Regions from separate parts of the Homo sapiens genome. Here region 2 is linked to region 1. A link is an interaction called in ENCODE POLR2A ChIA-PET data of the cell type or tissue named here. Cell type or tissue: GM12878. All regions are shown on one strand. Links, peaks and the distances in the headings refer to the core of each region. The heading gives the core; the rest is flanking DNA.

Region 1 (4,391 bases), core at 119-4,118:
TTTCCAGGATTCTTTTTAATAACTTCTCCACATGATTCTGATATATGGCCAAATTTGGGCATGTCAATACTTAGGAAACCTTTTCCCTATATCTTAAAATGTTAAGAGAAAATGGATAAGATCTGTAAATCCAAGAATTACATAAATATGCATAAAATCCTGCTTGTGACAAGTTATTTACAAACCAGAGCTCAGCTCTGAAAAGTACAAATTTAGTGGCCTAAATACTAATATATTCTAAATGATGCCTAATGTACCATATAGATAAACCTATAAATGTATAACCCCATAGAGGAACTTATAAAAAGCTCCATACTGTGTTCTACAACACACTATTAATAAAATAATCAGCAATTTTTTTCTCTGAACTTTCCCCTCAATTTTGTAATGAACCCAAAACTGCTCTAAAAATTAATGTCTATTATAAAAAATGTTTAGGTACTAATGAACAGTGAAATTCTATGTGTTGCCTTATCTGTGAAGTCTGTAGTAAAGAAAGTGTTATATGAACTCTCATTGTAATACAGTTTGTGAAAAATATGGTGCTCATTAGTTGTCTACTTTTTAACAATATGACCAGAATGTAACCAGTAACATATATATTAAGGCTCACTAAACACAGTGCAAAACAGAAAGGAAATAGATTGTGCAGTACCATCACTGATGACAAATTCGCAAAGCAGAAAGGAAATAGATTGTGCAGCACAATCACTGATGACAAATTCCTATCAAATTTCCTTAGTTTTCCTAGTTCTCCATTGATACTAATGAATTTCACAAATATGGTAATGATGAAAATATAAATATATATATGCACACACACATACATATACACAGTTCACTGCAGCCTCGACCTTCTAGGCTCAAGTGACCCTCCCACCTCAGCCTTCCAAGTAGCTGGGACTACAGGCATGTGCCACTACGCCTGGTGAACTTGCCTCAGCCTCCCAAAGTGCTGGGATTATAGGCATAAGCCACTGTGCCCAGCCAACAACAACAGAAAGTTTTGCAGCTTTAACTCAAGGAGAAGACAATTTTAAAATAAATCCACTCATGTAACACAACAGTTATTTACAACTTTTGGGGGCTGCAGTAATATATCTATACATTTATTTAATAAACTGTGACCAAAGCGCTTGTCTTTTGATTTATTTATTTATTTATTTTTTGAGACAGGAGTCTCACTCTGTTGCCCAGGCTGGAGTGCAGTGGTGCAATCTTGGCTCACTGCAACCTCTGCCTCCTGGGTTCAAGCGATTCTCATGCCTCAGCCTCCCAAGCAACTGGGATTACAGGTGTGTGCCACCATGCCCAGCTAATTTTTTCTATTTTTAGTAGAGGTGGGATTTCACTGAGTTGGCCAGGCTAGTCCTGAACTCCTGGCCTCAAGTGGTCCGCCTACCTCGGCCTCCCAAAGTGTTAGGATTACAGGCGTAAGCCACCACACCTGACCACACCTGTCTTTTTAAAAACATAAGAGCTGGGTGTGGTGGCTCACTCCTGTAATCCCAGCACTTTGGGAGGCCGAGGCAGGTGGATCACGAAGTCAGAAGTTCGAGACCAGCCTGGCCAAGATGTAAAACGGCGTCTCTACTAAAAATACAAAAATTAGCCGGGCAGGCACCTGTAATCCCAGCTACTCAGAAGGCTGAGGCAGGAGAATAGCTTGAACCCGGGAGGCGGAGGTTGCAGTGAGCCAAGATTGCACCATTGCACTCTAGCCTGGGTGACAGAGCAAGACTCCATCTCAAAAAAAAAAAACAAAAAAACACAACAACAACAAAAAACATGACATAAGAAACTATTTTTGGCCAGATGGGGTCTCTAGATCTCTATTACCACAAATACCAACACTGGTCCTCAAAAATTTCAATTCTGATACTATTTCCATACTGCTATGAAGGTTAATAGTCACGTGAGAAGAGTTTCTTATGATTCCTTTGACAACATCAAATTTAATTCCTAAATATGATTTGTCACTTCTTCCCCCAACCACCCCGTCCCTGCAAGACAGAGTCTTGCTCTGTCGCCCAGGCTGGAGTACAGTGGCATGATCTCAGCTCACTGCAACCTCTGCCTCCTGGGTTCAAGCAATTCTCTTGCCTCAGCCTCCTGAGTAGCTGGGATTACAGGCACCTGCCACTGCGCCTGGCTAATTTTTGTATTTTTAGTGGAGACGGAGTTCCACCATGTTGGCCAGGCTGGTCTCAAACTCCTGACCTCATGTTCTGCCTGCCTTGGCCTCCCAAAGTGCTGGGACTACAGGCGTGAGCCACCGAGCCCGGCCTTAGCTCGATCTCAGCTCACTGCAACCTCTGCCTCCCGGGTTCAAGCCGATTCTCCTGCCTTATCCTGCTGAGTAGCTGGGATTACAGGCGCGTGCCACCACACCCAGCTGATGTTTGTATTTTTAGTAAAGACGGGGTTTCACCATGTTGACCAGGCTGGTCTTGAACTCCTCAACTCAGCCTTCCAAAGTGCTGGGATTATAGGGTGAGCCACTGCGCCCGGCCTATCACTTCTTTAAAAACAAAACATTTGTGTGTGAAAAATATCTACACATTTATGGGATATGCATGCATTTTATTGTAGAAAAATTCATTATGAATATGGAAAAAATTTTATATCATGATCTAATGGTATCTCTTGAAAGAACTAAATAGCCTATGTACTGAAAAAAAAGTGGAAAGGGGAGTGTAATTACCTACCTACACTTCTTTCCTGTAGAGCTTTGACTCCTTTATCCTATTTTTCTGTTTCTTTTTTGAGAGGTGTTTGGGAATTAGATAACTGAGATGGAAATAGTATGTATATGGCTTTAAGAGCAATTAACTCTCTGCTGGGTGCGGTGGCTCACGCCTGTAACCCCAGCACTTTGGGAGGCCGAGGTGGGAGGATCACAATCAGGAGTTAGAGACCAGCCTGACCAATATGGTGAAACACTGTCTCTACTAAAAATACAAAACTTAGCTGGGTGTGGTGGTGCACACCTGTAGTCCCAGCTACTCAGGAGGCTGGGGCAAAAGAATCCTTGAAGGGAGGCAGAAGTTGCAGTGAGCTGAAATCATGCCACCACACTCCAGCCTGGGTGACAGAACGAGACTCCATCTCAAAAACACAAAAGTAATTAGCTCTCAATTGCAAGACAAAAGTTTGCTCCTTCTCACTTCTCTCTTGCTATCTAAAATCTATATATACACCACGTAACTGTAAAGGCAAAAACCTTTAATTATTAGACAGGGACATTGTTATGGTCTGAATTTTGGTGTCACCCATGAATGGGATTAGCACCCTTATGAAAGAGGCAAGAGAGGGCCGGGTGCGGTGGCTCACGCCTGTAATCCCAGCACCTTGGGAGGCCAAGGTGGGCAGATCATGAGGCCAGGCAATCGAGACCATCCTGGCTAACACGGTGAAACCCTGTCTCTACTAAAAATAAAAAAAAAGAAAGAGGCAAGAGAGAACTGCCTTGCCTCTTCTCCCATAAAGATGCAACAAAACAGGCTTGAAAAACAAGCCCTCAACAGACCAAATGTGCTGGTGGCTTGGTCTTGGAATTCCCAGCCTCCAGAATTGTGAGCAATAAATTTCTGTTGTTAATATATTATCCAGTCTAAGCAAATGTACTAAGACAGACACCAAAATACTGCTGTGCGTACTGAACTCAGTTTGAACTTAGGAAACAATGAATTATTTCTACAGACTCTTTCCTACAAAAGGAAGATAATGTTGTTACACAGAACAGTGTAGTCACTATTGTTTATTTATATTATGTCAAATATTAAACAATATTTAGAAAGCTTATTTCTAAAAAGAAAACTATATATCATTTCAGTACCAGTCTGTTCTGTCTGAAAAAGAAAAATTAAGATATCTTACATAAGAAACAGACTGTGGAAAATGACACAGCTGCCCCAATGTGCTCATTTATACAGAATGAACTCCAAATTCAAGACCCTAGAGCGAGTTCTCCATTTCTTGCCTAAAAGCAATTTAAAGGTGGCCGGGCATGGTGGCTTACCCTGTAATCCCAGCACTTTGGGAGGCCAAGGCAGGTGGATTACTTGGGGTCAGAAGTTCGAGGCCACTCTGGCCGACATGGTGAAACACTGTCTCTGCTAAAAATACAAAAATTAGCCAGGTGTGGTCGTGCACACCTGTAGTCCCAGCTACCCAAGAAGCTGAGACAGGAGAATCGCTTGAACCCAGGAGGTGGAGGTTCAGTTAGCTGAAATCGCACCACTGCACTCCAGCCTGGGTGACAGAGATTCCATCTCAAATAACAAATAAATAAATAAAATAAAAGTAATTTAAAGGTGATGTTAGCTCAGTTTCTGGAGCAAAGGTACTTCCAACATCCACAGGGCCAAAAAAAAGAACTGATGCATGAC
Region 2 (4,391 bases), core at 240-4,239, 67 kb after region 1:
TGGTGAAACCCCATCTCTACTAAAAATACAAAAATTAGTCTGGCATGGTGGCACACGCCTGTAGCCCCAGCTACTCGGGAAGCTGAGGAGGAGAATTGCTTGGACCCAGGAGATGGAGGCTGCAGTGAGCCAAGATTGTACCACTGCACTCCAGCTTGGGTAACAGAGACTCTGTCTCAAAAAAAAAAAAAAAAAAAGCTTTGCTTTTATGAAGATCATTCTTTTTGTTTTTGTTGTTTGCCTCCCAAAGTGCTGGGATTACAGGCGACCGCCTGGCCGATCATTCTTAAAAGCTCTAAGGTTATCATTGTCCTAATACTTTCACTTACTATCTTTAAGGAAGTGACTTTTCCTACAATTTGCTTTTCCTTTAATGAGTCCTCAATAAAAATTTTTCCTGACACAAAAGGTGAAAAAAGGAGAATCAACGCAGAGTATTAATTAGGACCTAAATCCTTCAATCCAGGAAGAAATAATCCTTATTTTAGCAAATCTATGACATTGAAACTGGTATTTAAAAAAAAATTTACCAAAAGATTTCAATGAAATGGTCTCTCACAACTAGGTTATAAGTACCACTTGGCTGATGGCAATTACAAGACTTCATGGATTCCAAGAATTTTTTTTTTTTTTTTTTTTGAGACAGAGCTTCACTCTGTTGCCCAGGCTGGAGTACACTGGCATGATCTAGGCTCACTGCAGCCTCCACCTCTTGGGTTCAAGCAATTCTCCTGCCTCAGCCTCCCAAGTAGCTGGGACTGCAGGTGCGGACCATCACACCCGCTAATTTTTTTTTTTTTTTTGAGACAGAGCCTCGCTCTCTCGCCCAGGCTAGAGAGCAGTGCCTCGATATCAGTTCACTGCAAGCTCCGCCTCCCGGGTTCACGCCATTCTCCTGCCTCAGCCTCCCAAGTAGCTGGGACTACATGTGCCTACCACCATGCCTGGCTAATTTTTTTGTATTTTTTTAGTAGAGATGGGGTTTCACCACGTTAGCCAGGATGATCTCCATCTCCTGACCTCGTGATCCGCCCGCCTCGGCCTCCCAAAGTGCTAGGATTACAGGCATGAGCTACCGCGCCCGGCCCACACCAGCTAATTTGTGTATTTTTAGTGGAGACCGGGTTTCACCATGTTGGCCAGGCTGGTCTTGAACTCCTGACATCAGGTGATCCACCCGCCTCGGCCTCCCAAAGTCCTGGGATTACAGGAATGAGCCACCACACCTGGCCATCTAAGAAATTTCTTAATCAAAAAGAAGTTAAAAGGTAGAAAAATATGCATCTTGTAATCAACTAAACAGGATAAAAGCATATTCTATGAAAAACTAAGGCATCATATTTGGTTTGAAAAATGTTCTGAGAAACAACAAAAAGTGAAACTTCATTTAGTTTCCAAAACCCTTAGACCTTAACTGTGTTTCCATTTATAACGTTACCTTAGTTCACCCAGTACTCAAGACAACTTCATCTTCCAGAAAGAGACAGCTAAATGCCCTAAGAGGTAGTTTCAAAGTTAACTGAGAGAAATGGGGGAATAAAAGAGCATTCGTTTTATAATTTTAAAGGAGCTGTTTAAAATTGTCTTTAAGTTGCCTATCCAAATACCTTACAAGAGGATTCTTAGCTCATCGGCAGTAAACCCTCTGAAAAAGATACATAAAATTAGTTTACGTGTACCCATTTTCTCTGAGAAAATTCTTCAATTTCTCAAAAGAATCCCTGTCTCAAAAAGGCAAACAATCATTTTCCTAAAAAAATTTTTTCAGCCAGGCGCGGTGGCTCATGCCTGTAATCCCAGCACTTTGGGAGGCCAAGGCGGGTAGATCATCTGAGGTCAGGAGTTTGAGACCAGCCTGGACAACATGGTGAAACCCCGTTTCCACTAAAAATACAAAAATTAACCGGGCGTGCTGGCACGCACCTGTAATCCCAGCTACTTGGGAGGCTAAGGCAGGAGAACTGCTTGAACCCGGGAGGCAGAGGTTGCAGTGAGCCAAGATCGCGCCACTGCACTTCAGCCTGCGCAACAGAGCAAGACTCCATCTAGGAAAAAAAAAAATTTTTTTTCAACTATATTTTACCAATTAAAGAGTCATAAAATAGGCTGGGTGCAATGGTTCAGACCTATAATCGCAGTGCTTTGGGAGGCTGAGGCGGGAGGATTACTTGAGCCCAGGAGTTCAAGACAAGCCTGGACAACATAGCGAGACTCTGTCTCTAAAATAATAATAATAGGCTGGGCACACTGGCTCACATCTGTAATCCCAGCACTTTGGGAGGCCAAGGTGGGCAGATCACTTGAGGCCAGGAGTTCAAGACCAGCCTGGCCAACATGGCAAAACCCCATCTCTACTAAAAATTACAAAAATTAGCCAGGCATGGTGGTGCACGCCTGTAATCCCAGCTACTTGGGAGGCTGAGGCACGAGAACTGCTTGAACACAGGAGGTAAAGGTTGCAGTGAGCCGAAATCACACCACTGCAGTCCAGCCTGAGCAACAGAGCGAGACTCAGCTAAAAAAAAAAAAAAAAAATTAATAAGAAGAAGAAAAAGAAAAAAAAGAAATAAAATATCTAAATGACATTGCCAGATCTAGGCTAAGTCTGGTTTGTTTTTTTAGGGGGAAGAGGGAAGGCAGAAAATAGATTCATTCATTGCAAAACAAATGAAGCATAGGAAATAATGCATATTCTCTTATTAAAAAAAAAATTATTTGGCTGGGTGTGGTAGCTCACATCTGTAACACCAGCACTTTGGGAGGCCAAGGTGGGAGGATTGTTTGAAGCCAGGAGTTCGAGACCAGCCTGGCCTATGAGACCCTTTCTGCATAAACAATTTTTTTTTTAAATTAAAACGAGTGTGGTATGCACCTGCAGTCCCAGCTACTCAGGAGGGTGAGGCAAGAGGATCCCTTGAGCCCAAGTGTTTCAGGCTGCAGTGAGCTATGATCACACCACTGCACTCCAGCCTGGGCAACAAAGTGAGACCCTATCTCTTAAAAAAAAAAAAAAAAGGTTTTGAAGAGTTTCTTTAATGTAAGTCAGTGTAGGCCAGGTGTGGTGGCTCAGGCCTGTAATCCCAGCACTTTGGGAGGCTGAGGTGAGCGGGATCACCTGAGGTCAGGAGTTTGAGACCAGCCTAACCAACATGGAGAAACCTCGTCTCTACCAAAAATACAGAATTAGCTGGGCATGGTGGCGCATGCCTGTAATCCCAGCTACTCAGGAGGCTGAGGCAGAAGAATCGCTTGAACCCAGGAGGCGGAGGTTGCAGTGAGCCGAGATCGCTCCACTGCACTCCAGCCTGGGCAATAAGAGCAAAACTCAGTCTCAAAAAAAAAAAATATATATATATATATGTCAGTGTTGAGTCTAATAAAGATGTTCCTAATAAGGAAAACTTTAAGTATACAACAAATACTTTCTAAATTATCAGACTGGAGTTTTCTAAAAATGGAACACATCTATATTTCATTACCTCAATCAAATTATTTAATAAAATCAAAACTATAAAAGGTTGGCCAGGAGTGGTGGCTCAGGCCTCTAATTAGGATTACATTTTGGGAGGCTGAGATGGGCAGATCACTTAAGGTCAGGGGTTCAAGACCAGCCTGGCCAACATGGTGAAACCCTGTCTCTACTAAAAATACAAAAAGAATTAGCCAGGTTTCATGGCGCACGCCGGTAATCCCAGCTACTCGGGAGGCTGAGGCAAGAGAATCGCTTGAACCCAGGAGGCAGAGGTTGCAGTGAGCTGAGATCGTGCCACTGCACTCCAGCCTGGCAAAAGAGTGAGACTCCATCTCAAAAAAAAAAAAAATTTTTTTTTGTTATGCATATCATAAAAGAGGCACTCTTTCTGGCTCTAGACTCACTGCTATAATGCTTTAGATAAATAATGCAAAAGTTCCAAGGAGGTTCAGTACTAAAGCACCCACACTAAGCTACAATCCTTAGCAGGAGTTATTTGAAAAGATAGTTCCAGCCGGGCATGGTGGCTGACGCCTGTAAAACCAGCACTTTGGGTGGCTGAGAAAGGAGGATCCTTTGAACCCAGGAGTTTGAGACCAGCCTGGACAAAATAGTGAGACCCTACCTCACTTAACAATACTGAAGAAAAAAAAATTAGCCGGGCGTAGTCATGCCTGTAGTCCCAGCTACTCAGGGGGCTGAGGTGGGAGGACTGCTTGAGCCTAGGATGTGGAAGCTGCAGTGAGCCATGATCACACCACTGTACCCCAAACTAAGTGACAGAGAAAGACCCTGAAAAAGTTCCTTTCAAAAGAAAGGGGGTGAACTTGTTAAAAGTCTTCATTAGCTACTGACTTGATCCACAATTTATTTTTCTAGTAACAATAAAATTCCGACTTGCTTAGGTAGCAAAATAAGA

Evidence for each region. Peaks named below come from ENCODE experiments on the same cell type or tissue, not always from the same donor. Only the 100,000 strongest peaks of a DNase experiment are listed, where the experiment ranks them.
Region 2: POLR2A ChIA-PET joins it to region 1 with 5 read pairs; 14 of 35 experiments call an interaction of 5 or more read pairs at or near these places.

What each region holds. Positions count from the first base shown.
Region 1 is chr9:33,888,426-33,892,816 of GRCh38, reverse strand. All of the region lies in intron 2 of UBE2R2 (ubiquitin conjugating enzyme E2 R2), which reads right to left. Among named protein-coding and RNA genes, the nearest start is that of SNORD121B, 44 kb to the left of the region's middle. In GM12878, for the core only: no CTCF peak of the experiment used is centred there; no DNase peak of the experiment used is centred there.
Region 2 is chr9:33,821,051-33,825,441 of GRCh38, reverse strand. The region is part of intron 1 of UBE2R2 (ubiquitin conjugating enzyme E2 R2); the gene reads right to left. Among named protein-coding and RNA genes, the nearest start is that of UBE2R2-AS1, 4.4 kb to the right of the region's middle. In GM12878, for the core only: no CTCF peak of the experiment used is centred there; no DNase peak of the experiment used is centred there; H3K4me3 peaks cover 1,466 bases; H3K27ac peaks cover 338 bases.